Linked DNA regions of Homo sapiens: regions 2, 3, 4, 5, 6 and 7 are each linked to region 1. Evidence: chromatin loops called from intact Hi-C (ENCODE). Cell type or tissue: IMR-90. All regions are shown on one strand.

Region 1 (4,000 bases):
CCAGGCTGGTCTTGAACTCTTGACCTCAGGTGATCCACCCACCTCGGCCTCCCCAAGTGTTGGGATTACAGGCGTGAGACACTGCACCCAGCCCCCTTTCACTTTCTTTAGCCAAGAATCTGGTGGAATTCCTGCAAGACAAATGCTCTTTGCGTGTCATGTTTCCTAGTCTGACATGGTCCTGCCGGGTTTCAGCAGGTCTCATCCATCGTGAGATGATGCTAAAGGAGATCGAAGCAGGGTCTTTTGGTTTCTAATTCCTTTTGTTTCTAAAACAGCCTCGCTTAAGTTCTCCCACTGGTGGACTCCCAGGAAAAGAGGTTGGTTTTTCGGGCTTTTGATTGAGCTTCTGATCATAGATTCTGCTGCACACATGGGAATTGTGATGGGGACGTACCCAACTGCTGACTGGTGTCTTTGCCCCACACAAAGATTTCATCCCTATTGTTTGGGGCATTCTCTATTTTTAAAAACTGTCATCCCTCAGATGGCACATCTATTGCTATTTCTTCAAAATCCATTTGAAGAAGTCGTTTTTAAATGTGTTGGTGTGTGTTCAGAGTTCAGTATCCTCCAGAAATCAATTTTGAGGAATTCCACCTCCAAGTTCTACCTCCAAATAGTTGGAACAGGTTGGAGCTCCAGCTATTGCCTGGCAGTGCACATAACTGGGCAGCTGACAGCTGAAGGCTGTCATCAAACCTTCCGCTTTTATCCCACCCTTCCTTCCTCTCTCCCTTGCCTTCTCTTCTTGCCCCTCCACATACCTTACAATACCCACAAAAGTAAAACTCTGCAAATGTTCGGGGTCCTGGTATAAAGTGAGAATGAGCTCCTGTCATGTGCCATCCAAACAACCAAACTCAGTCTCCTCTATCTTCCCTGCTTTCAGCTGATTGTTCTTGCTGGCACACAGCTGTGAGATACAGTTTCTCCACTGGAAAGCCTTCCCCATTGCATATGGTGGACAATCCATTGTGCTCACATGCATTCAAGGATCTTCGCATTCCCACTCCAGCTTGTCTTTCAAGGCTTACCTCTCCCATGTTAGGACAAACCAGACTATTCACCTTCTTCACAATGCTTTCGACCTCTGTGCCTTGCTGGTATTATTTGTCTGTCTAGAATGCCCTTCTTTACCATATTTCGTTGTCAAAAGCTAACCAGTTTCTCTAAGCCATGCACAAATTTTTGTCTTCTCAGAGAATCCTTCCTTGAATTTCACAGCCTGAGTAAATCTCATATTTCTCTATGTTCTCATAGCATTTTCTAAGTACCTTTTTTATAGGCCTTCTTACATTCTTACACACAGAGGCTGGCATGCTTGGAAATGTTTGCTGAGCTGTGAATCAGTTATTTGTGTGCGTGACTAATTAATTACTGATGTTCAGGTTTGTAATTTTAGTTCAGAGACTATGCTCTTGCTTATCTTTGGGGCCTTTTCTGAAAACCAGTAGTAGGTGCTCAATAATTGCATAGAGTTAAATGATACTGGTTAGCGCACATATTTCTTCCCTTCTGGAATTGATTTAAATTTTCTTAAAATGTTTATAATTTTCAGTCATTTAAAAAAAGAGACAAATTTTTGCTATTCAAAAGTAGACAATCCCTGGTTTACATATTTGTTGAATAATTGGCCCATGAATCTGAGGCACGAATTTTTATTTCAATGTGAGCATGGCATTTACTGCCACTGGGTGGCAGTGTACCCCAATTACAAGACTGTCTAAGTGACTACTAGACCCTGATAAGTGCTAAAATTACAAACCAGAAGTTACAAAGTGACAGTCTGTAACAACTCACATCTAGATTCTATTTTAGTGACAGAGATTCTAGTACAATACCATAATACTTAAATACTTCCTAAAATTAATATCTTCGGGTATGTCACTATTCTCCTGTTGAATATGTCTTAATTATCTTGTACTTATGGATATAGAATAGAGATGTAAATCTTATGGAGAATTGCCAGAAAATTAACCACTGGCAACGTTTTATGAAGGATGTTTTAAATGTTTAAGATAAGGTGTTCGCATATGGCTACACAGGTTTAACCCCTCACTGTGATTTCCAAAATCTGTGCAGAAGGAAGAGTTCTATGTACATTTTCTACTCCTCCAGAAAGTAGTGCAAATATGATTCTGAAAGTAACAAGGAACATTCTGGAAAAATCAAAGCCCACAAACCCAGGAAGCACCAGCTGTGGGAGTGTTGTCAGCAGGGGCAGTTTGATAGTCTGTGGGAGGAAGCAAAGGTGATTTTGGAAGCTGGGTCTGGATACGAGTCACATTTTCTAAACTCGCATTTGTCCTTGCACATGCTAGGTCATGTCACTCAGGTTGTAACCAGAAAAGATGAAGCCGTGTTTTGCATTTGAGGGGAGTGGTGGAGAGAAGCAGCAGCAGCAAGATCAGGGACCTGCAGAATCAAGAAGCTTCTCTTGGATGAGGAACTAGGTTGCTGGGGACTCGTCCTTGGGCAGAGTGCATATTCTTGGTGTCTCCTTTTATGTAAGATTTTTGCTACTGCAGAGGTAAAAGGAGCTGCTTAATGGTGCCTTTATCTGCCAACCTAATTTCAGAGCTAAAGTTGGGAAGCTTGAGTGTCGTGGGAACACTGGGAGTGGCAGTCATTAAGCACTGCAGGGTTACCGAGAGGCTTGTCTTCTTTGTTCAAATGACTTAAGACAAACTAGGGAAAGAACATGACTATATATTTGATGCTTAGAGGAATCTGATTGCACAAAACTTTATTGATAATCAAAATTTATTTATAATTATATATTATAATTTAAATATATTATAACACATTTTGTAATTCTATTATAATGATTTACATCTTGTAATTTATTTATAATTAAGAGGGCACCTTCATGTGGGGAAAGTTGGCGTCTTGTAAGGAGAACATTTACTAAGGCCATATCGTATCAGCTGCAAGACCTGCTTTGAGTTCAGCATCATTTAGCACCATTAGTCCAGAATCCTTCTGGCTAATAGCTCTTGCACTGACAAATGAAATAACAAACAACACAAAGTGCTACTCTTACAGAACCAGCGGTGTGATTACCAGACTCTTATGGGTCCTATTACATAGTGAGTTCACTTAATCCTCCCAACACCTGTATGTGACAATTGTGATAATCTCTGTTGTAAAGATAAATAGCACGAGGCTCAGGGAAGTTAAATAACCTGGTTAAGCTCAGACAGCCAGCCAGCTGTGAAACTGGGACTCAAATCATTGTTTCTGATCCAGCCTTGGTTTTCCCAAGGTGATCAAACTTTGGAGGACAGATGGGCCACGGGAGGAGGCGAGCAAATGTTTGTTGGCACGCCAGCCACACTGCACAAGTCCCAGAGATGCCATTCGGATAGGATATCACTGCGCATGCTCTATTCTGAGACTAGTACCCCTGAATGGGGGCAGCACCGTGAGTCTGTTTGTTTGACTACCTTCTGATGTTGTCAGGGATAATTCAAGAAGCTACCATTTTTGCATACTATAAATTATATTGTCAGAGCCACAGTAAATAATTATGTCCACCTCTCTGGAGTGTTGAGGTGTTTCCTTGATCAGTATCTTGATTTTATCTACCTGCCTGGCTCCTAGAAACTAAACCATTTGAGATTTTCTTAGTCAGAGTCTATGGTGACATTCCTTGCATATGCAGGCACCAAATAAGAATAAACTTAATGGTTAATGTGGAATAACTGTTTATTACGTGCCAAGTGCTTTCCATACACTGTCTCATTCAACCATCACAATGAGTTTTTCCTTAACTCTTTGTTTTATGGGTGAGGAAATGGAGTCTTAGAGAGACGAACAGGCTGCTAAATGACAGAGTCAGGGCTTGAACTCATGACTCCACAGCCCATCTCTAATCAGTACTCTCTGCTACGTTGGTTAATGATGCAATTTTACTTCAGGGGATGGAGATAATATTGTCAGAAAGGACTTACTAGCTCAAGGGAAACAAGTCCATCTGTCTTAGAAAGTCCAGCTT
Region 2 (4,000 bases), 76 kb before region 1:
CTCCCTATGTCGCTCAGGCTAGTCTCAAACTCCTGGGCTCAAGCCATCCTCCCACTTCAGCCTCCCAAAGTGCTGGGATTACAGGAGTGAGCCACCACACCCGGCCTCGCCTGTGTATTTAATATCACTGAACTGTACACTTAAATATATGTGAATTTCATGATATGCGTATTTTACCACAATAAAAAATTATGAGAAAAAAGCTGTTAGAGAACAACAACAACAACAAAAATAGTAGAGGAAGAACCTTGGCAGTTCTAATTATTCTAGATAGGGCGATGACAGGAACAACCTCAGGCCGCCACAGAGTAACAGGTGACAATACCTTCTACCCTCTCCGGCTGGTTATAACTTATTGGACCATGGAGAATTAATTGAGCCATAGGCGAGGCTATGACAGGGCTGATGGAAAACGATGAGTGGACAAATTATTTATTCTTTGTCAATAATTTGAACTGGGAAATATTGAGATAAGCAGGTGACGGTGGGAACTGAGGCTGAAAGAAAACAGAATTACGGAGCCCCTGAGGAGGGGAAGCATGATGTATAAGTCACACATAAGTCAAATTCCAAGGGAACAGAAGCCATTTGTGAGCAGAAGCTACACGGTAGAGAATGTTCATAGAAAGGAAAGCCCATTCGTGTAGGAAGAGAAACGGACAGACTTCAGGCCTGGAGGCATAGAGTGAAATTCCTTCAACTGCCCAGGCAACCTTTGCTGAAGGCCTTAGATCTGAGCATCCCTGAAGGTTCCGTCTGAGCCCCGGGGCTACCTGGCTCGGGTTCCTGTTTCCTTCTCCTTGGGACCCCTTCATGGACCAATCCATGACCTGCTCCCCAGCCAGTAAGGAAAGTTCTCTCTTCCTTACATACTAAGCCCAACTACTATACAAACAGATTGTTCTTTCCAAAATGTTAAAACTATCTAGAGGGCTCCGGGGCTGGCAGAGATGCAGTAAGCCCACCTCAACTATCTCTCCCATTAACAACAACTAAAAACTCCAGGCAGAATACAAGAGGCCACACTCCCTGAGGGTGCTGAAAAGTTAACTATAGTGGGTGGATTGGGGAAAGAAGTCAAAAGTTGAAGAAATGGCTATGCTTTGTCAAATCTCATAGAAATGTACAGCGGAAAGGGTAAATTTTACTGAAGTTAAAAATTGTTTTTAAAATTGCAGGTGAAAGAGGAAAAAGAATGGGATACGGGTCCAGAAAACCTGGATTCCACAGGCTCAGCTAATTGTTAGTTGCTTATCTTGGTCACTTAACTAAATCTTTTTTTTAAAATTTTATTATTATTATACTTTAAGTTTTAGGGTACATGTGCACAACATGCAGGTTTGTTACATATGTATACATGTGCCATGTTGGTGTGCTGCACCCATTAACTCGTCATTTAGCATTAGGTATATCTCCTAATGCTATCCCTCCCCCTCCCCCACCCCACAACAGTCCCTGGTGTGTGATGTTCCCCTTCCTGTGTCCGTGTGTTCTCATTGTTCAATTCCCACCTATGAGTGAGAACATGTGGTGTTTGTTTTTTTGTCCTTGTGATAGTTTGCTGAGAATGATGGTTTCCAGCTTCATCCATGTCCCTACAAAGGACATGAACTCATCATTTTTTATGGCTGCATAGTATTCCATGGTGTATATGTGCCACATTTTCTTAATCCAGTCTATCATTGTTGGCATTTGGGTTGGTTCCAAGTCTTTGTGAATAGTGCCGCAGTAAACATACGACTTTACTAAATCTTAAAACCAAAAGCCTCCCCTAAACTACCTGAAGGCAAACAAGCAAAGCAAGGCAAGTCAATTTCTATTCAGTTTCTAACTGTGCTATTGAAGACGTTGATCTAAGGAAACTGCCTGAGTAGAAGATACTTCTTCCAGTCCTGATGGATTTTAGAAGCCTGCCTTCTTTCCTATAGCACTGGGGGCCTGGACAGCATGGATAGCAGTGGCTTTTCAAGGGGACCTCGATTGGCTTCTGAAATCCTTTCTGACGTCAGGAAGTGAGAAGACAGCCAGCCAAGTCTCTCCACAGGCAGGTAGCCATTCATAACCTCTCCAAGTCAAGGGCCAATACCCCAAAAGCTTCTCCAGCCTTGGATGTTCATCCATTCTTACCCCTGAACAGTGACTTATACTGGAGAGCATAGTTGTTAAGAGTTTACATTCTGGATTTAGACTGCCTAGGTTTCAATCCCGGATCGTCATTTCCTGTTGCTATGTGGAATCCTATGTCTCAATTTCTTACAGATGAGGATATACACACAGTAACTGTCTTATAGTGTTCTGGTGAGAATTTAATGAGAAAATGCACCCGAAATGCTTACTACAGTGTCTGACACGTGATGAACGATCAATAAATGAACTCAATTATTAATAACCACTGCATAAAACACAAGGCATTCATTTCAGTTACATTCATCTCATTGGCCACTTGGGGGAGCCATACAGCTGTAAAACGAGCAGGTTTCAGGAAAGGTTTATTTTAGAAAAGATTTTTGTTGCTGACTATTAAGAGAGGGAGAGTTAAGGGTTATCTAATTCCACTCGCTTACTTTTACATACAAAGAAACAAAGGTTCAGAGAGGAGAAATGATTTGTTCATAGTCATACAAATAACTGGTCGTGTGAAGGCTAGAGACCATCTTTCCCAATTCATTGACAAATTACTGAATAAAAATCAAGTGTAGTTAAATGCCTACTAGCTTCCAAGCACAGCTAGACTTGGTTTGCTGTGTGTCTGTGTAGAATTTAAAATAATCCTGCCGTTCTCAAATTCTCTGCTGATGAACTTGTGTTGTGCTTTTTTATTTTGTTGAGGCCTGTGCTTAACAAGTAGCAGGGTAACAGACACGGGTAATACATATCATGACATTTGTTGCCTTGTTGTATATAGAGTTCTTATGAAACACAGGCAAACAGGCATTGTTTTTAAGAAACTTACTTACACGTTGAAATAAGGACACACACACACACGCACACGTACATACTCGGTTGATGATCACATTCGATTTCAAAGCTTTCAGTGGCACCTGTAAGAGAAAAATTCTCAAATTTATATTGGCAATCTGGATCTCTCCCCTGAACTTCTAGCTTATTTATCTAACTTCTTATGCAACATTTCCACTTGGAAGCCTATGAGACATCTCATGTTCTCGATATTTAAAGCCAAGTTCCTATCTTCTCTGGTACTTGCTCCTGCAACAGATTTTCCCATTTCAGGTAATGGCAACTCTGTTATCCGTTTACTCAGCCAAAACCTTTGTGTTTCCCTAAACCTCTGCTTTCTCTCCTACTCCACATTACATTCAGCATCAAACATTTGGCTCTCGATTCAGAATGAATCCAGGATCCACCCACTTCTTGCTGCCTCCACCGCTCCCACCACCATCTTACGATGGTTACTGCAACAGCCTCTTAACTGGTCTCTCCTGATCTAACCTTGTCTTCCCTGCACAGTGGCAGAGTGACGCTGTTAAAAATCTTAATAGGGCCGGGCACGGTGGCTCATGCCTGTAGTAATTCCAGCACTTTGGGAGGCTGAGGTGGGCGGATCACAAAGTCAGGAGTTCGAGACCAGCCTGGCCAACATAGTGAAACCCTGTCTCTACTAAAAATACAAAAAAAAAAAAAAAAAAAAATTAGTCAGGTGTGGTGGCAGGCGCCTGTAATCCCAGCTACTTGGGAAGCTGAGGCAAGGAGAATCGCTTGAACCTGGAAGGTGGAGGTTGCAGTGAGCCGAGATCTCCCCACTGTACTCCAGCCTGGGCAAAAGAGTGAGACCCTGTCACACACACAAAAAGAATTCTAATAAGCCATCAAGAGACTCTGTCTCAAAAAGAAAAAAAAAATCTTAATAGTATCAGGCAGCCTCCTGCTCAAAAGCCTGCAATGGCATCTGCTATGGTCTGAATGTTTGTGTGTCCTCCAAATTCAGATATTAAAATCCTAATCTCCAACATAATAATATGACTAGGTAGAGGCTTTAATA
Region 3 (4,000 bases), 750 kb after region 1:
GCCCTGTGCAATATTTTTCACAAGCACAAGGTAAATCTGAATGTCGGCTAGGGCTGTGTATCGCTGCTGTGTGTTAAGAGCCTGCGCAGATGCCAACAAAGGGACACCAGGTTCTTCAACCCCGTGATGTTGCCTGTGGGCCCGAGTCTTGCTAGTATAGTCTCTTAAAGGGCCCCAACTACCCAACCTCAACAGCACACAGCATCCAGTCATAATCCAGCACATGCTCTATTCTAATACAAATACTGTGGAGTGGGCAGGAAACTTAAAATCAAGGTTCAGATCCTTAAAAATTAAAACAGGCCGGGCACGGCTCACGCCTGTAATCCCAACACTTTGGGAGGCTGAGGTGGGTGGATCACCTGAGGTCAGGAGTTCGAGACCAGCCTGCCAACATGGTGAAACCCGTCTCTGCTAAAATTACAAAAAATTAGCCGGGCGTGGTAGCAGGCGCCTGTAATTCCAGCTATTCGGGAGGCTGGGGCAGGAGAAATGCTTGAACCCGGGAGGCGGAGGTTGCAGTGAGCTGAGATCACGCCATTGCACTCCAGCCTGGGCAACAAGAGTGAAACTCCGTCTCAAAAAAATAAATAAATAAATAAAATAAATAAATTAATTAATTAAAATAAAGATGTGGGGCAGTAAGGCTGTTCACTTTCCTGGTTGGATTGTACTGGAAGAGGCTTTCAAGATGGCATCTTACATTTATCAAGTACCTTAACAAGTCTCACACTCTGGGCCAGTAATCCCACATTTAGGAATGACTTGAAGGGAACAGAGTTCCCATCAAAGATTTATATATAAGACATTTATTGTTTCATTCATTAAAAACAACAAAAAATTGGAAACATCCCAAATGAGTAAACATCCCTATTTGGAATACCAATAAAAATCTTGTTACTTAAGACTGTTTAGTGATACAGGAAAAGACTGACAATATAAACCCACATACACAAATCAAGAAACACAAAATGTTATCAATCATTATCTCTGGGCAACAGGATTATGGGTGACTTTGTTCATCACACATTTCCTATTTTCTATACTGTGAAACACACGAGCTCTATCACTGCTATTCCCATGCAAGGCAATTTTGGAAAAGGAGAACTACTGGCCCCAATCCGCCCACCTCAACCCAGCCTGGAGTAGGCTGCTTTTCTAAATAAATTCACGCTGGCACACAGCCAAGCCCATTCATTAGCTTATTGTCCGTGTTTCTTTTGTGCTCAAAGCGGAGTTGAATAGTTACAACAGAGACCATATGGTCTGGAGAGCCTCCTGGAACATTTACTATGTGGCTATTTACAGAAATGTTTCCCAACTCGACTGAGACGATTCCATTAGTTCAAGATGGCACAGACCTCTGCCACTCCCTCCTGGGACGGAGCTGGTACTTGAGGAGGCATTCACCCTGAACCATGGGCACACTGAGGGTGGGGCCCTCCTTCTGAAAGAGACAAAACACATTCATGGAGAGAAAGAGAGGGGACGAGAGCTGGGCCGACAAGGGGCCGGTCTGAGACACTACCTTACAGCGGAAACTGGTGAGCAGGGGGAAGATGTCCGGGTGGATGAGGTTGAGCTGGGTTTGAATCTTGTGGCTGCGAAGGTTGTGAACTGAGGCACAGTTCTCATTCAGGACCAAGTGCTGGGTGTCAGGCCCAAACCTGTGAAGAAACAGACCCGGCATTTGCAGCGTCTGTTAGGAGGCAGCTCCCCCTGAGGAGTGGTGCTGAGCTCAGGAGTGGTAATGAGGATGAGGTGTTCAAACAGTTCAGTGACTTGCCCCAAGCAGTGTTACTACATGGCCAAACATGGTCCCACTCCTGCTGTCTCAAAGCCCGGTGTTCCCTAGCTCAGCTGCCTTTCAGGTGTGCTGGGAAGAGTGAGAGGAAAAACAAGAAAAAGAAGATGTCCAGGGCATACAAATAGGGGACCCAAACCCTGAGGAATGAAAGAGACAGCAGGAGAGCAGGCCATGGAGTGAGGGGCAGGTAAACGGGCCATGTGGGGAGATACGGGCAGGGGCCAAAAAGCAGCCCAAGGTCACCCCGCACCCGAGCTCAACTCATACTCCTCCACCTGGCCCTGGCCAGCGATGCCCCGAGGAAAAAGATGCCTTCCAGTGACTAAACATCTACCTCCCAGGGCTGCTGGCGACGACCCTAGAGGAAATGAAGTGAAATGAAGGGTATTTCACACACTGCCTCCCACAAAGTGGGCATTCAGTAAATGGAAGCTATCATTTTATAGCTGCAATCTCTTCTTTGGAATTCACTTATGGAATCCTCAACCAAACGGCAGTATTTGTTCAGACACCCTGAAGAGTGTGGAGGGTGTAAAATAAATGGAATCGTGTGGACACTGCGCCACCTAGCGGTGCATTTTCTTCACGAGTGTAGCACAGATCTGGGAAGCCTAGAATTCTGGGAAGGCAGGAATCCCACAGAAAGTTTAGGCAGGTGCAGAAGGGTAGGTAGCGCTGGAAAGAGCACGAGGGGAGGAAAGGGGAATCCACCACTGCCCAGAAGAGTTACCCCAAGTGCCGCTGGGCTGGGCTCCATACCTCTCCATCCACTGCTGGTACCTGCTGTCCACAAGCACAGATGCTGGGGCCATGTGAACCACCAAGGCCACGGGGGCATCTGCCTTTCCTTGGTACCTGGGCAGAAGAGTGGGGCTTTACAAAGTGATGCAGACTCAGGACACACCAAGACAGGGACCACGCAGCCAGGGAGGGGTATCGTGCGGCCCTCTGCAGCACTGCAGTGAGCTGACAGCCTCCACGCCCAGGCCATGCTCTCACAGCAGGCTGCTCACGGCAGACCCCGGTGCTGGGCCATTTCCAATGGACGTGGGATTCCTGTATCTGGCAAGCTCTGCTCTGGGCTTTCCAGTAGGCCTGGCTGATCCTTTCTCAGCACTGCACTTCCTTCCTACCCTCTCCACTCATACGGGTCCAACCTGCAAAGCCAGACCCAGGCTCTCCCTGCCTCCTCCTGCTCCCTCTCTCCTTCCTCTCTCACAGTCAAATTTCCTCGAATAAACCTCCTGCACCTCCAATGCCACCCTGGTGTCTGCCTTCCAGAGGACCTGAGACACAGGCACGAGAAATGAAAATCATCTGAAATTTCACCACCTGGACAACAGACCACTTACTAACATGCTGATGTGTTTCCCTCCAGTTCCCTTTAAAAAGAAATATACACAGTAGCTATTTTTATCTATCCCAGCATCATCACACATCCACACATGGCTCTCAAATGACACCTGATTCATTGAAGAGGTTTTGCTGCCCAAAACTGGATTAAAATACAAAGCCGGGGCTACCAGCGCATCCAAATTCACCCACAGAGAATAAAGCAGACCATGAAACAACTCCTAACGCTCTGACTCGGAAGGGGTACAGCAGCCCAAAAGGATTTGTTGTGGTAAGTAGAAAAAAACAAGTGAAAAAATACAGATAGATACAAACTAGGAACAGGAAAAATACAGGTAAACCATTAAGAGTGGGGGAAAAGATTCAAACTCAGATAGGTGGGTCAAAGATGATTCCATCTGGAATGAAAGCTGAACCGCAAAACTGGTTAACTTCGATAGAGGACAACAACAGAGTGGCAGTTAGCCCAAAAGACATTCCCCAGCTGTGAGTCCATCCCATAACACGGACTCTTGACCACGACAGTCTCACACACTCTGACCCACCTCATTTGTTTCAATGCAGGTAATGGAAGAAAATTAATTCAGTTCAAAATAATCCAAATGATAATCTGGGGCATTAGTTAGAATTCAAAAAAGTTCTAGAATTTCTTCTGGTATAAGAGCTGTAAGAGTTCTAGTTGAATTTCTAGTCCTCAGTTGTTTCTAGTTTTCAATCTTTTCTAATTTCACTTTGAGGCTGTGTACACCGGAGCCCACCAACTACCAACAGTGACTTAAGGCAGGAGTGCCGGCCTCTGAACTGTAAACCCAGATAGTGGTCTTCCCAGAAACACAGCTC
Region 4 (4,000 bases), 490 kb after region 1:
GGGACTACAGGCTCCCGCCACCATGCCCGGCTAATTTTTTGTGTTTTTCATAGAGATGGGGTTTCACTGTGTTAGCCAGGATGGTCTTCATCTCCTGACCTCATGATCCACCTGCCTTGGCCTTCCAAAGTGCTGGGATTACAGGCGTGAGCCACTGCGCCCGGCCCTTTAGTGGCGATTTCGGAGATTGTAGTGCACCCGTCACCTGAGCAGTGTACACTGTACACAATACGGAATCTTTTATCCCTCACCCCACTCCCAATCTTCCCCCAATCCCCAAATTCCATTACATAATTCTTACGCCTCTGCATCCTCATAGCTTAGTTCCCACTTATAAGTGAGAACACATGATACTTGGTTTTCCATTCCTGAGTTACTTCACTTAGAATAATGGCCTGCAGCTCCATCCAAGTGGCTGCAAAAGACATTATTTCATTCCTTTTTATGGCTGAGTAGCATTCCATGTTGTATATGTACCACATTTTCTTTATCCACTTGTTGGTTGATGGGCACTTCGGTTGGGTCCATATCTTTGCACTTGCGACTCGTGCTTCTATAAACACCAGCATCGCATCTCACAGTACACAGGCTGCTCTCTCTTCAGTTAATTGCCTGGTAATCATGTGGCCTTCTTTATAATGTTTTATCCCAAATAACTTCCCTTTGTGTTCCTTTTTTTTTTCTTTTGAGATGGAGTTTCACTCTTGTTGCCCAGGCTGGAGTGCAGTGGCGTGATCTCAGCTCGTCGCAACCTCCGCCTCCCAGGTTCAAGTGATTCTCCTGCCTCAGCCTCCCCAGTAGCTGGGAGTATAGGTGCACACCACCATGCCTGGCAAATTTTGTATTTTTAGTAAAGACGGGGTTTCTCCATGTTGGTCAGGCTGATCTTGAACTCCTGACCTCAGGTAATCCACCTGCCTCAGCCTCCCAGAGTGCTGGGATTACAGGCGTAAGCCACCGTGCCTGGCCTATACCCAAATAACTTCCAACTGATTTGGGAACACGTTTTCTCAGCTCGAGTGCCACCACTTAATGAATGTTAAAATGACTCTTACGGGACTTAAAAAAGATTGTAAATTGAAGTAAAAATCAATGATATAGTAACAGTTTTATGGTCTAATGGATGATAGACACTTCAGTTTGCCAATAAGGCTCCCCCACCAAACCACAAGAGCTTAAACCCAGCTGACAATTCACTCAGCTCAACAGGTCGGAAATTATGTGACTATCAATGCATTTTGTTCATTGCAGGGGAAGGAGGAGGAGATGAGTCCCGTTATTTCTAAAGCTGAGTATAAAAAGAAATGTTATTCATATTTCTATCACAGTATTTAAATTTTGCATAATTTAAGTTAGCAGTGGAGCATGGTGGCTCACGCCTGTAATCCCAGCACTTTGGGAGGCCGAGGCGGGCAGATCACCTGAGGTCAGGAGTTCGAGACCAGCCTGGCCAATATGGTGAAACCCCGTCTCTACCAAAAAATACAAAAATTAGCCGGACGTGGTGGCGTGTGCCTGTAATCCCAGCTACTCAGGAGGCTGAGGCAGGATAATCGCTTGAACCCAGGAGGGGGTGGTGGCAGTGAGCCGAGATCGCAGTCACTGCACTCTAGCCTGGTCGACAGAGCGAGACTCTGTATATATATATAAAAAAAAAAAAAATTAGCAAAGCCTTCAACCTCACTGTAGTAGAAAGTATGATAGAAGCCCAGGAGATGAACAGATCGCTTTCTGTGAAAAAGGCGATTCTTACAGACACCCAGCTGGTCCCGGCAGGCTGGTTGTTTGTAGAAGAGCCATCATTTCTTCTGCTTGGTCAACAAACACAAAAACCTTAGTGTCCCCTGGGCTCAAAAAGAGAATAGTAATAGTAGCCTTTACCCCAGACTATCCAGAGTAAATGGTCCGATTTCAGTATCTTCTGGAATGTGCTAAGGCAACATAGAGAAAAAAAGCTCCTGGACCTCCGACTTAGCTGCGGGACCCTGCCAGGGCTGCAGCTCCCATCCTCCCCAGACAAGGCAAGCCTCAGAATGAGGCGACAACAGCAGCTGGTCTGGAGCAGGCCAGGGCAGAGCTGGTTTCGGGAGCCCTGCAGAAACTCTCCAAGGACAGAAGACTGATTAACTAACTAGAATGCTAATCGATTAGTAAGCAGAGAGAAACGGAGCCACCAAACACACCCAACTACTTGTGTTCATTATTCATTAGTCGCCAGGAAGAAGTCTCTTTGGAAAACAAAAGAGCCTTTGGGGGTGCATTGCGCTGAGTCCAAGTGAGTTGTAAGCTCCTTTGGATAAGGTCACATTCAGATGTGTAGTTTGTGGTTGAAGTGGGGAACCTGCCAAGTCAGAATATGCTTGCCAGCTGTTCAGGAGCCCCCTCTTCTGGACACCGGTGGAAACACACTTTCCTTCCAATGTTCCCCCAAATCCTAGCTCACTCGTGGTCATGACATCCGTGTTCTTCATTTCAACCTTCTGTAATAAAGTCAGGGTTTGAAAATTATTTTTTTTTTTTGAGGCGGAGTCTCGCTCTATCACCCAGGCTGGAGTGTAGTGGCGCAATCTCGGCTTACTGCAACCTCCACCTCCTGGGTTCAAGCTATTCTACTGCCTCACCCTCCCGAGAAGCTGAGACTACAGGCATCTACCACCAAGCCCAGCTAATTTTTTGTATTTTTACCAGAGACAGGGTTTCACCATGTTGGCCAGGCTGGTCTCGAACTCCTGACCTCAAGTGATGCGCCCACCTCCGCCTCCCAAAGTGCTGGGATTACAGGCATGAGCCACCGCGCCCGGCCTGAAAATTACTTTTTTTTAACCTGATAACAGGATGGACCCATTCCTTCCTAATATACAAAGGTCTTTTATTTCAGGAGCAGGTTATAGACATAATTACCTGTTCATTGACTACCTGTTATTATTTCAATATTATCTTTTATAGTCTTTATATTGATTAGTGAGAGAAAAAGTAAAGAATATTTTCTCCAACTTGCAGGTGAGGAAACTGAGATGTATTAAAGTTAAGTAATTGTACCACTTTCAAAAATTTGTCTTATCTTCCAAGACTATACCCTTAACTTCCTGATTCAGTGTGTCCAAATCATGCAATACATGCTTTGGGTTCCAACTCTGGGAAGTGTTCCAGTTAGGTGGATAACCCTTCCCATAATAAGTAAAGTGTCCTTATTTCAAAAGGTGTTACTTCCTGATCTTTCATCGGTATTTGGCAGGCAGGCGAGAGGGTGTTCAGCAGGCAGATAGGCAAGGTTTATCTTACTTTCAGCTCAAAGCAACAAATAACCACATTCTAGATTTTCAAAGAAAATCTTAGTTTTATCTTAGTTTATGTCATTAATAAGTCGACTTATTAAGTGTTTAACTAAAAGTGACTGCACATATGCATATGAAAGTTCTTTTTTTTTTTTTTTTTTTTTTTGAGATGGAGTTTCGCTCTTGTTGCCCAGGCTGGAGTGCAATGGCGTGATCTCGGCTCACTGCAACCTCTGCCTCCTGGGTTCAAGCAATTCTCCTGCCTCAGTTTCCCGAGTAGCTGGGATTACAGGCGCCTGACACCACACCTGGCTACTTTTTGTATTTTTTGTAGAGAAGGGGTTTCACCGTGTTGGTCAGGCTAGTCTCGAACTCATGACTTCAGGTGATCCACCCGCCTCGGCCTCCCAAAGTGTTGGCATTGGCATTACAGGTGTGAGCCATCGCTCCCAGCCATGAAAGAACTTTCTACAAGTAGTCTCAAGATCAGAATGCAACCTTTGTTAGGTCATCAGTTGGTTTTAGGTTAGGAGAATGCACTCATTGAAACACAGGATTACATTTTGCTGTACTCCAGAAAGGAAAAACTCTGGAGCTGCTTCTAAGATTCAACATTCCCTGTCTAAGGAGTGTCCTTCCAGTGTGATACATTTGCAATGGATTTGTTCATTAGCAACGTTAGTGTCCTAGGAGCTCTTTGTACATCATGCCTTTGCTATATTATA
Region 5 (4,000 bases), 290 kb after region 1:
GGTGGCTCACACCTGTAATCCCAACACTTTGGGAGGCTGAGGAGGGTGGATCACCTGAGTTCGGGAGTTCGAGACCAGCCTGACCAAAATGGAGAAACCCTGTCTCTACTAAAAATACAAAATTAGCTGGGCGTGGTGGCACATGCCTGTAATCTCAGCTACTCAGGAGGCTGAGGCAGGAGAATTGCTTGAACTCAGGAGGCGGAGGTTGCGGTGAGCCGAGATTGTGCAATTGCACTCTAGCCTGGGCAACAAGAGCAAAACTCTGTCACAAAAAAAAAAAAAAATTATATGTTATTCTTCTGTAAGGGAAGACTTGTCTTTATTTTTATTTTTATAATAAAATGCTACATTATTTATTTTGTTGCTCAGCTTGTTCCAGCTTCAGCCATTGGGAGCTCTTTCAGGTTGGCTTGTAAGTCCCTTTGACATGCATGCCCCCCATCAGTTTGATTTTTGAGCATTTTCTTACTTTCTCACCCTACAGGATACTCCAGGCTCATTTTTGTATGCTTGTTGCACCAGTCCTGGAACCAGCCATTTCCCCAAGGAGCCCTGATTTCTTGATTGGAGAATAGTAACTGAGATCAGGGTACTTGGCAGGCTTATTGTTACACAGGTGTTACTGCTTCTAGGCTTCTAGACCTAAGAACTGCCTGAGTATACACATGTACCATAAGGAGTTCTATATGTATGTATTACATATATATAAACCTAAACCTGACTTCATGCTGATGTCTCTCATCTAGGACAAACTGTTTCATCCTAGCTTCCTACCTTTGCTTTTCTATAACTTTCCTCTTGAACAGCAAGAAAACTGGCTACTGTCCTCCACCATCCATTTACTTATTTACTTGTCAAACCTGCTATGCATGGAACACAGTTCTGGAATTGTTAGCCAGTAATCCCAGGAGAAACAACATTACCAACTAGAATACATTGTATAGGTACAGCTGCTTTTGTGTTTAGCCTTCAAGTTTTCAGTCAAAATGCTGTTTTCCAAAGTTACTTAGTTCAATCCTTCCCTCCCTCACCCATATCCTGCAGTGAGGTTGTGTCGTACATTGTAACACAGTTAGATTCTTCTGTCACATTCTACATTCTTTTCTGGGGTCCCCTAACATCCTGTGGCTTTATTATTTATTTTTTTACTTTGCATACATTGAAATTCACATTTTGTGCTATAAAGTTTTATGGATCTCGACAAGTGCACAGTCATTAATCCTCTCCTACTTTGCCACACATAATGGTTCTATCACCCTAAAAATTCCCTTCTGCAGCCTCTTTGTAATCAACTACTCCTCCTTCCCCAAGCCCTGACAATTACTGATATAGGGTTTTCCATTCCTTGACAATTACTGATACAGGATTTTCCATTCTATAGCTTTGCCTTTTCCAGAACATCATATGAATGAAATAATACAATATGTAGCTTTTTAAATCTGGCTTGTTTCCCTTTTGCACACACCAGAGAAGTAGACATATTTTTGAATACATCATATTTTTATGGATGAGTAGCCCTGCAGGAGGATTAAATAAATTAATAGACTTTGTTTAAAAAAAAAGTGTTAAATGCAAATAAAGTCCAGTCACTGGCTGCAGTGCTCTGGCTGGCAGCTACGCAGAGCAGAGTAAAACACCTGGGACTATTGGGTAAATATGTGAATTGTGGAAAAGAATCACTACCACTTAAGTAGCTCTGTTATCTTCGCTAATTTTCTCCCACTCACTAAACAATTGTGGAAGAGTTTGTTAGGGGAGAATGAGCTTTCTTTGGGCATCAGTGCGGTCCGTTTTGCAATAGCATTCAATTGGTTTCTCACTTGCTTCTTTCTCGCTTCTGGGAAAATGTGGCCATAGAGCTTATTTTCCTTTTGCATCTGTCTCAGTTATTTTTCATGGATGTTGCCCGCCATCCTACTCCATGAGTGTCTCCAGCTAACACCCGCCCCCGTGCACCAGTCATGCCCTCTTGCCTCTCAGCTCCATACCCATCCTTCTGCAGCCTACGCCCTCATCTGCTGACTTCTTACGTTCTGCCAATAGGTGGTGCTAGAGAGAGAATGGACTCCTACTTTTCGAATTTAGTGTTGCTCAGAGAGAGGCAGCTGCCTGGAACTGGGCTTTTCTGGAGCTTCCAGAACCTTCTATGTCCTGTAGAGCCGCCATCAGCAGTGGCTATGCCCCTTCCTCAGAGATCTGAGCACCATTGCCTCAACAACTTGCATCTTTTTTCTTTTGTTGCGTCAGCTCAGGGGTAGTAGCAAATTTCATATCTAATTCCTGGGACAGAAGAAATGACAGGGCCAATAATTTATAAATGATGTAGGGATGCATGCATGTATGTACAAATTAATATATGCCTATTTATTTTCTTAAAGTTTGCCCTGTTTTCAGAGAAGGAAATTGAGGTAGTTTATAAGGATAGTCATTTATCATATACTGCTTAATAGCATATAATTTTATTTGTGGAAATGACTGTTTGGTTATTAAAGGAAACTGAATAACCAAACTTCCTCAGTATTCCTTTTGTGCTTCCAGTCTACCAACACCTGAGGAATCATTCTTGTATTAAATCCTGCGTGTTCGAAATTCCCGATATCGTTTCTCTTTCTCTCACTGTATCCTGACTGACAAAACCAGTTAAAAGTCCAGTCTTCCCACCCCATTCTTGTGGCATCTTACTCCTTTAGAAGATTTCTCATTCAGGCCAGGTGCGGGGGCTCACACCTGTAATCCCAGCACTTTGGAAGGCCGAGGCAAGCAGATCATCTGAGCTCAGGAGTTCAAGACCAACCTGGCCAACATGGTGAAACCCCATCTCTACTAAAAATACACCAATTAGCTGGGCGTGGTGGCGTGTGCCTGTAATCCCAGCTACTCAGGAGGCTGAGGCAGGAGAATCACTTGAACTCGAGAGGTGGAGGTTGCAGTGAGCCGAGACTGTGCCATTGCACTCCAGCCTGGGCAACAAGAGCTAGACTCTGTTTCAAAATAAAAATAAAAATAAAAATAAAAAAAGTGAAGAAGATATCTCATTCAGCGCTTCACATGATTCTCTTTTTTGAAGAAAACCTCCTGTAGATGTCAGGACATTTTATAAAGACTTTAATATCTATACTTTACAATAGGGGGAGCATGTTTACTGCTCTCAGGAGCATCCCACAAATGGAAGGCAGTGCTTTTATTATTCTGAGATGAAGTTTCAATTTCCTTTAATGACCAAACTCTGTCATTTCCACAAATAAAATTATATACTATTAACCAGTACATGATAAATGAGTATCCTTGTTAACTACCTCAATTTCCTTCTGTGAAAACAGGACAAACTATAAGCAAATAAATAGACATATATTAATTTCTGCATACCTGCATGCATTCCTACATCGTTTACAAATGATTGGCTTCGCCATTTCTTCTGTCCCAGGAATATGTAATTTGGTTTTTTTACACACGTAAAACCAGCAAATAAACAAAAGAAAATTGAAAACAATAGTAACGAGGAGAGTATTTACATTTTCAGCTACTCCATTCCCCAGTGTGCTTGGGGTCTAGAGCTCTAGGTTATCACCATTTTACACATGAGGCTTAAACAACAGATTCAAAGAAATTAGTGACTTGGCTCATTTATCCAGCTAGTAAGTAGCAGCTCAGCCGGCCTCACTATCCATGATTGTACGCACCATTTTCCTAAAGCCTAACCGTCCTCCTACTTCCCAGGTCCCTGACGGTAGGCAGTATCCTTGAAAGAATGCGGCTGTCCCTGTCAACCTGGATGGAGAGTTCAGCCCCTGGCTTGGGAAGTTAGGCCTCTGACCATGAGTTTTACTCTCCCTCCTTTAACTTTTCCCTCCCGTGAAGAAGAAAGTTATTTTCAAACCTCCATCTGTTTTGTGTTTAACGTGCAGAAAGGTTGCACATTTTCAGTCAGGGACCTTGTTCATAAGCAGTAGATCGTACAACAGTTTATTACACAAGTGGAGATTTTTATGGCTGGCCT
Region 6 (4,000 bases), 160 kb after region 1:
GAGCAGGGTACACTTTACCCAAAGTGTAATCTTTTATCCCTCACCCGCCTCCCACTCTTGCCCTCAAGTACCCAAAGTCCACTGTATCATTCTTATGCCTTTGCATCCCCATAGCTTAGCTCCTACTTGTGAGTGAGAACATACGATGTTTGGTTTTCCATTCCAGAGTACTTCACTTAGAATAATTGTCTCCAATTCCCTCCAAGTTGCTGCAAGTGCCATGATTTTTTTCTAGGACAGCATTCTTATTTAAGACCTATAGGTGATCCCTTTCCTTTGGGGAGAAGCCCAGTCACTTCTAGATGTTGACCTCGCCACTGCTGCCACTCGCCGCTTTGCCTTTCCCTGTGTGATTCTGGGCCGTGGTGCTGCCTACCTACAGGAAGTACATCTTAAACCCGGTCAGGAGGTTTGAGGCTGGTCAGGAGGCAGAGGGACAGGGGGGCATATGGGCAGGAGCCTGCCTTTCTTGTGGTTTCCGTCGGGAAATGGGCTAGGTAGGGTGAGCAGGTTTAGGATTTCGTGGTTTGAATAATTTCAGTGGACTCTGGGGCGTAGGGGCCATCCCCAGATGTCTGGGACCTGGCCCTGGGATGGTTAGGAGAGGGGAATGTTGGCCCTGAGTTTGAGGTTTCTGGAGAGGAGGTGGTTGGAATTGAAAAGCATGCTGCGAAAAGTTAACCATTTCGCCCTCTCTCACTAGGCTTGTGTTTAGAAGGAAGCGCCACCCACAGGTGCCCTCTTGGTGGGCAATGAACTTCAACAGAAAGACATTTCTTTCTCAGGAAATATTTTTCCATTTCTTTGGAGAAGAGCTTTGGAAATGCTCCCCCTGGAACATTCCTGGGTATCTTTTCTATCTCCTCCAAGTTCCACAATCAAAACTTCCACTCTAGCATCACATAACACATTTTTTAAGAGTTAAGGAAAAGTAAGAAGAATTCTTCAATGATTTTAGTATACCTAGGTTTTTAATGATCTTCATTTAAACGATGTCACTACAAATATTTAAAGTTATATATGCAAGACAGGCATTAAGTATGATGTTTCTCCTTACAAATGTAAAGAAAAATCAGGCTAGACTCTCTAACACTTGGTTTTCTATGCCTGTGTAAAATCTCTCTGTTTGGACAAAGCCATGATCTATATCAGCGGTCCTCAAACCTGGCAGTACATCAAATATAACCTGAGGGACTTATTTAAAATTCAGATGTCAGGCTCTATTCCAGACCTACTAAATCAGCCTCCAGGCCATTGGTGTTCTTATCAAACTGCACTTTTGATGCTCTTGCACAAGTAAGTTCAACGATCTCCTGGTGGTGGCTGGTCAGAAATACTAATGCCACCTTGAAAGACGTACACAGCCCCTGATGGGCAAGTCTCGTGAACTCAAACTTAAAAATTTCAGTCTCCCCAGTAGTTCTATTGGGAGTAAATTCCAGCAAAGTCTTATTTGTATTTATTTGTCAAGAGGGCTTCTCTATCTCTGCTCCTGAATAGTGAAACCCCACCTCCAGGTCTACTAGTCAGCGCTCTGTTGAGTCCATTGTTATGGAATGTCCCTGTTTAACAGGGTTGCTAGGAAAGCCTGACTCACAACCTTCAACCCCATGGTTTCTATGTTCCGATGCTAAGTCCTTTATTAACCAGTTTATCCACTTGTTCTTTACTAGGCTTGACTCCTTGGGTCTCTGCTGCCAACTCTCTTGTTTTGTGTCTTGGTAGTCTTGGGGATTTTAAACATTTCACTCTTTTCTCTTACTCCTTAATCAGAGAATGGAAGTTCTCCATGGCTGTCATCAGTAACCTCTGGGTATGAAAAATTACATCAAAAGTTCCTGGCCATTCAAATGTTTTCCTGGTCTGCTATTTTGATTTTGTCTTCTACCAGTGGTAAAAAGCTTTCTGTCCTAATTCACAGTTTCAGCTTTGATGCTGAGAGTTATTTGGGAAATGCTAAGAGAGGTAGGTGGTGATGGCTAAGGTAGAAGACATGTGGCGGGGAGGTTCTAGGATGTTAGTCAGAATTTATAGCTCTCCCCTTCATCACTCTAAAATCTAGACAACTGAAATCATTCTGACTCTTCTCTCTGCTTCCAATCTCCCTCAGGCTTCACCTCCTTTTACTTTCTTAGTCACACAGCTACTAGAGTTACTCTTATAATTGAGATCACCCCAGCCTAATTCTTCCCTACCTCACCCCATTCTTCATGGTTTCCTGTGATCCACAGATTGAAGTCCAGAATGGCTTGGTGCTTTGGGGGCATTTCCAGTTTTGACTTCCATTTCTCTCAGCTATAATCCTAAATTTTTCAACTTTCTCATGATCCTCCAAATATGTTGTCTTAGCCTATTCTAGCTGCTATAACAAAAGTATCATAGACTGGGTAACTTAAACAGCAAACATTTCTTTCCCACGGTTCTGAAGGCTGAGGAGTCCAGGATTGAGGCTGCAGGTGATTTGGTGTCTGGTGAGGACCTGCTTCCTTGTTCACAGATGACCCACTGTCTTCTCACTGTGTCCTCACATGGTGGAAGGGGACAATGAGCTCCCTAAGTCCTCCTTTTTTTTTTTTTGGAGATAGAGTCTCACTCTGCTGCCCAGGCTGGAGTGCAATGGCATGATCTCGGCTCACTGAAACCTCCACCTCCCAGATCCAAGCAATTCTCTTGCCTCAGCTTCCCAAGTAGCTGGGATTACAGGTACCCACCAACACACCTGGCTAATTTTTCTGTATTTTTAATAGAGACGGGGTTTTGCCATGTTGGCTAAGCTGGTCTCAAACTCCTGACCTCAGGTGATCCACCCACCTCAACCTCCCAAAGGGCTGGGATTACAGGCATGAGCCACCGCATTCAGCCCTCAGTCCTCTTTTACAAGGACGTTAGCTCCATTCATGAGGGTTTGACCCACATGATGGAACCACTTCCCAAAGCCCCACCTCCAAATACCATTGCACTGGGAGTTAGGAACTAAATGAATTTAGAGAAGACACAAACATTTAGTGCATAACATATTTCATGCCCTTTCTTGTAAACATGATTTTCCCCTTGATGTTTTTCTGGCTGAAATTGGGAAAGAAAATAGAACTCATTTGTTGAGTCGCTACCACACTCCAGGCACTGCAACACATATCTTTACATATACATCATTCGTTTCTCACAGTAACCCTCTAAAATAGTTACTTGCAGCCCTATTTTATAAATAGGGAAACAGATGATTTAAAATATCTCATCCAGAATTGCATAATTATAAGGCTCAAGCTGGAATGAACCTGCATCTGTCAATGCCAAGGGCCACCTATTCACCCTATGCCTTCCTAATATCAATTCTTCCCAAGCTGGGCTTCCATGTCACTTTTTCCATGAATTCTCTTTCAATTTCTTCCCAGTTCATTGCTCTCATTCCCTAATTCGTAAGTAAGTATGTGTTGAGAATGTACTTTATGCCAGACACTGTGCTGGTTCCTAGGGGTAGAGGCATGAATGAGACAGAGTGGATTTCTGCCCTCCAGGAGCTTACATTCTCCTGGGGGAAATAAAGAATAAACAAGCAAACAAAGGACTAAAAAGATAAAGAATGTGTAAGTACTGTAAAAGTGATAAATAAGGCAATAGCAGACAAGAGTATCTGGGAGGGATCTATTTAACATATAAAGGATTAGAAAAGGTCTCTAAGACCTGGTATTTGAACTGTGACTTGGAAAATATGACAGAGCCAACTAAATAAGGTGCTGGAGAATGAGCACACCATGCAGCGAGAGAAGCAAGTGCAAAGGACCTGGGGCAGGAAATAGCTTTGCACATTTGATCAGCAGTTTTTCTGGGCCATTTGTGAGTGGTAGAAGATTAGCTTGAAAATTAGTAGGCACTTGGTCATGTAGAGCCATGAGGACACTTTGAGTTTTATTCTAAAAGCAATGTTAAACTTTTGAAGGATTTAAAAAATGGCTTTATGGAGGTATAATTGACATGCAATAAACAACATATTTGAAATACA
Region 7 (4,000 bases), 150 kb after region 1:
CACCTGGATAAAGCTGAGTGCTATCTACAACATATATAACTGCACTAAAATAAATGATGCAACTATAAACCAAGACATTGTGATGTTAAAGTAGAATTCAAGGCAAGAAATATATGGGGCAAATATTTCTTGTTTTTAGTGAAGCTTATAAAGAAAATATAAATCATAAATATTTGCACCTTCCAAACACCATTGAAATAGATAAATCAAAAACTTGCAAATTGCAGGAATAATTGCTAGAACACAGGAACTTTTGTGACATTAAGTATTTCTCTTAGTCATTATTAAACAGGATAAACAAAAGGAGAAAGGATTTAGAATTTAAATGATACAATTAGTAAGGTGGATTTAGGCCCGGCACAGTGGGTTACACCTGTAATCCCAGCACTTTGGGAGGCTGAGGCGGGTGGCCCAAGGTCAGGATATCGAGACCATCCTGGCTAACACGGTGAAACCCCGTCTCTACTAAAAATACAAAAAAAAAAAAAAAAAAAAAAAATTAGCTGGGCGTGGTGGCGGGCACCTGTAGTCCCAGCTACTAGGGAGGCTGAGGCAGGAGAATGGCGTGAACCCAGGAGGTGGAGGTTGCAGTGAGCCGAGATCGCTCCACTGCACTCCAGCCTGGGTGACAGAGCAACACTCCATCTCAAAAAAAACAAAAAAAAAATCAAAATAAGGTGGATTTAATAGGCATGCCATCTATTAAACAGAAATTGTATGGCACATGAATTCTGATTATTAAGGAATGCTACTAGAAATAAGTAACCAAAACATAATAATAAAGTAATCCGTCATCTGAAAATTTTAATGCAGTGTCTTAAGTATGTCTTGGAAGAAAAGAAAACATCAGCCCTTCAATTAAATTATATTTAGAAATCAATGAGAATATGAACACTATAAATTAAAGCTTATGAGAAATAGCTAAGAAAGCACTGTTCAAAGTTAACTCATAATCTTAGGTATTTTAATGACTAAAGTGAAATCAAAATAAACTGTACTAATTCAAGAAATTAGAAAAAAAGGAAAGAAAACAAAAAATAAATCACGAAATAAGGAAAATGAAATAGGAAAATAAAATAATATATTGAATAATATAAAAATGAAAATTAGTGAATTAGGATTTACAAATAATACAGTAATAAAATAGTAAAATATTTAGCTTGTCTAATGAAAAAATAGAGATCACTCAAAAACATACATTTAGGCATTAGAAAGTAATATAATCACAGATATGAAGTAGATGAAATACTAAAAAATGATAAGGCGCACGCAAAGCTATTAAATTTGAAAACTTTAGACAAATATAAATTAGAAAAGTTTACTGAAGTAGAAAACTTGAAATAAATATTTAGTCAAGGGAAAAATGGAAAAAAGTCAAGCTATTACCAACAATAGAGGATCCAATTCTAGACACTCTTATAGAAGCATTCTTTCAAACTTTCAAGGAACAGATAATTTCTATGATGTAAAAACTGTTCCATATTCTATCATTTTTTAAAGTTTATGTTGGAAAAACACTCAAACTCTCTGAACTCAGTTTCTTAGTTAATATAATTATGGTAATAATAATAAATATGCTTGACTATAAAAATGTAAGGAATCAGAGATACACTTAAAATATTAGAATTGATAAGAAACTACAGTAATACGGTCAATTATAAAATAAATATTAAAAAACTCAACTCCATTATAATAAAACAATTATAATTTGAAAAGGTAACAGAGAAAACATCCTATTCACACAAGTAACCAAAAAACCGTAATAAAAATAATACAATATATACCAATTTACTGAAGGATATAAAAGAATACTTGAATACATAGAGACATAGATTTAGAATTAGGGGAAGCTTGTCATAATTTCAGTTGTGGAAAATATGAAGTACATTGGCAGTATGATTGTTTACATAATTTTTATAATTTTTCTGTAAAATTAACTTTTGCATGTTCAGTCATTTCTGTTAAAGTCTTGACCAAAATATTTTCTATGATTTTCAACAAATAGGAGCATCTACTCTCCTATGATTCTCTAGCTTATATTTAGTTTTCTACTGAACACTAGCGAACAAATACATTTCCTGTGTTTAATTTGTATTATTGGTGGGGTTGCTTCTATATTCCAGAGAAATTACTTATCTTGCCCAGATGGTGACTCACATAAATACATGAGGATTCAGGGACTAATGATTAGATCACCAAGGAGGTATGAGGGACCTCCCAAGAGGCCAGAGCAAACAAGCATCTCAACCACCAGACTGGCACTCAGGGAAGGGGAGGGAGGACATTTGATCAGACCTAACACATCTCTGAGAAAGCCTAGGATGAATCTCCATTCCCAGGGATCTGTTGGAAATACTCTTCTACCTTGGAATTTGGTTTGGAAAAAGGGGCTCCAGAGCGAGTTACTACTGAGAGGATCTTGGAATTTTTCCATGTAACAACTTCCCACAGGCCAGAACATACCATTCGAGTCAATGGACAAAGTGTGGGCAGGTTCTTCAGAGCAGGCTAAAAAGAATTTCACGCACAAATTCTCCATTTGTCTGTCTTTTTACATCCTTCTCTTGATTCATCTCCCTCCTATGTTTCAAAGGTAGATTTTTTCCTTGTCTAAGTTCATGGGATACCTAGCATACGAACAATCTTTTCTTTCAACAATTCTTTCTTCATTGCAAAAAGACATTTATTGAGCACCTTCTATGTTCAGGGAATGGGCTTGGGAGCTAAAGTTATACAAACATTTAAGATATAGTTTCTGCTGTTGAGTGGTTTACAATCTTAACTAGGTAATCTTGATTTTAAAACAGTATAACCCCAAACTCCCCCCACACTCCCACCAGCTGCAAACACACACTATAGCAGAACTACTGCTGGGGAATGTGGCTTCTTGCTCCTGAATTTAAGATGCTCTCGTTGGATGCCCAGAGAAGGTTCTGGACAAAGAAACTGGAATAATAGGCTGTAAAGGCCTAAAATGTAGGCAGATAATCGTATCAGAGGGGTTGGGGATCCTGTACTGCACCACCTGGTCATGAGAAATGAGAGAGAGGTCACAGGCTGAGGTCTTTAAATCTCAGCAAACCTCCTTGCCAACAACCGATGACCGCAGATGTTGGAGCTCTGACTAGTTTCCACCCCTTTCTCCTACAGTCTTTTACAGTTGGCACCCAACTGTCTTAAACTCAGGAGCAGGAAGCCACATACCCCGGCAGGGTTCTGGTTAGGCTGGTGCAAAAGTAATTGCGGTTTTTGCTATTGGTTTTAAACACAATCACTTTTGCATCAACCTAAAATTTGCAGCAGATGAAGTATGAGGTGGGAAAGGGGTTTGGGTGTATTTGCTCAGCTACTTATAAGGCAGCACTGTATTTCCCATTTCTCCTAGGATGTAGGTGCCCTTGCCTGCCTTCCCACCTTGGCATCTCCAATTGCCCACTCCCCATCTCGCTTTCATTAACCCCCAATTTCCTCATCCCCAAGACACCTTTAAGCACTGTGGTCCTCAACATTCACTTAGTCCTTGGCTTATACTGCTTTACCCTGGCAATGTTTGAAACTCATAGTTACCAATACAGAGGCTGAAAATTGGATTTTGGCTCTGCCACTCCACAGTTTCCTCACCTGTAACCTGGGGAGGTAGCTAGAAAACCTCACCCAGGGTAAGAGCAGGGTCATCATAGGGGAAGACGAATTTGCGATTGGTCTTGAAGTTAGGGTAGAAGTTCTATAGTTAGAAGTGGCCCAAAGGAAACTATTCTAGAAAGGGAGAATAATGTGAGCACATCCTTGGAGAAGAGAAATCATGTGGTTTGTTCAGAAAGCATAAAGAAAGCCAGTGTTGGAGGGTGTAGACCATGAGTGAGAGGACTGTGGGAAGGCAAGTTTTGAGTGTTCAGCTGAGGACACTCATTGAGGCATTATGCAATACATATATTCAGCCATATCCCTATCCTCCAGTGCACTTTCAACTTGCTTCATTTTTTTTTTTTTTTTGAGATGG

What was found. Hi-C counts contacts between places; a loop is a spot of excess contacts. Peaks named below come from ENCODE experiments on the same cell type or tissue, not always from the same donor. Only the 100,000 strongest peaks of a DNase experiment are listed, where the experiment ranks them.
Region 2: it touches region 1 in a loop (8-fold over the local background); 13 of 110 quality-filtered maps call a loop at or near these places.
Region 3: it touches region 1 in a loop (12-fold over the local background); 57 of 110 quality-filtered maps call a loop at or near these places.
Region 4: a loop joins it to region 1, with 6 times the contacts of the local background. A loop is called at or near these places in 37 of 110 quality-filtered maps.
Region 5: it touches region 1 in a loop (5-fold over the local background); 31 of 110 quality-filtered maps call a loop at or near these places.
Region 6: a loop joins it to region 1, with 2.9 times the contacts of the local background. A loop is called at or near these places in 4 of 110 quality-filtered maps.
Region 7: it touches region 1 in a loop (5-fold over the local background); 5 of 110 quality-filtered maps call a loop at or near these places.

What each region holds. Positions count from the first base shown.
Region 1 is chr17:12,254,879-12,258,878 of GRCh38, forward strand. No RefSeq gene overlaps it. Among named protein-coding and RNA genes, the nearest start is that of MIR744, 170 kb to the left of the region's middle. In IMR-90, a CTCF peak has its summit at 1,697 (motif pointing right); a DNase peak (open chromatin) is centred at 1,713; H3K27ac peaks cover 196 bases.
Region 2 is chr17:12,178,419-12,182,418 of GRCh38, forward strand. No RefSeq gene overlaps it. Among named protein-coding and RNA genes, the nearest start is that of MIR744, 99 kb to the left of the region's middle. In IMR-90, a CTCF peak has its summit at 2,453 (motif pointing right); a DNase peak (open chromatin) is centred at 2,463.
Region 3 is chr17:13,000,913-13,004,912 of GRCh38, forward strand. ELAC2 (elaC ribonuclease Z 2) reads right to left here. Exons shown (of 24, transcript NM_018127.7): 12 at 2,567-2,662; 13 at 1,529-1,667; 14 at 1,362-1,447. Among named protein-coding and RNA genes, the nearest start is that of ELAC2, 15 kb to the right of the region's middle. In IMR-90, a CTCF peak has its summit at 2,374 (motif pointing left); a DNase peak (open chromatin) is centred at 2,349.
Region 4 is chr17:12,740,069-12,744,068 of GRCh38, forward strand. All of the region lies in intron 7 of MYOCD (myocardin), which reads left to right. Among named protein-coding and RNA genes, the nearest start is that of MYOCD-AS1, 36 kb to the left of the region's middle. In IMR-90, a CTCF peak has its summit at 2,382 (motif pointing left); a DNase peak (open chromatin) is centred at 2,323; H3K27ac peaks cover 465 bases.
Region 5 is chr17:12,544,054-12,548,053 of GRCh38, forward strand. No RefSeq gene overlaps it. Among named protein-coding and RNA genes, the nearest start is that of LINC00670, 3.9 kb to the right of the region's middle. RefSeq lists a silencer at 1,879-2,173. In IMR-90, a CTCF peak has its summit at 2,043 (motif pointing right); a DNase peak (open chromatin) is centred at 2,048.
Region 6 is chr17:12,413,666-12,417,665 of GRCh38, forward strand. No RefSeq gene overlaps it. Among named protein-coding and RNA genes, the nearest start is that of LINC00670, 130 kb to the right of the region's middle. In IMR-90, no CTCF peak of the experiment used is centred here; a DNase peak (open chromatin) is centred at 1,566.
Region 7 is chr17:12,400,957-12,404,956 of GRCh38, forward strand. No RefSeq gene overlaps it. Among named protein-coding and RNA genes, the nearest start is that of LINC00670, 150 kb to the right of the region's middle. In IMR-90, no CTCF peak of the experiment used is centred here; a DNase peak (open chromatin) is centred at 2,195; H3K27ac peaks cover 270 bases.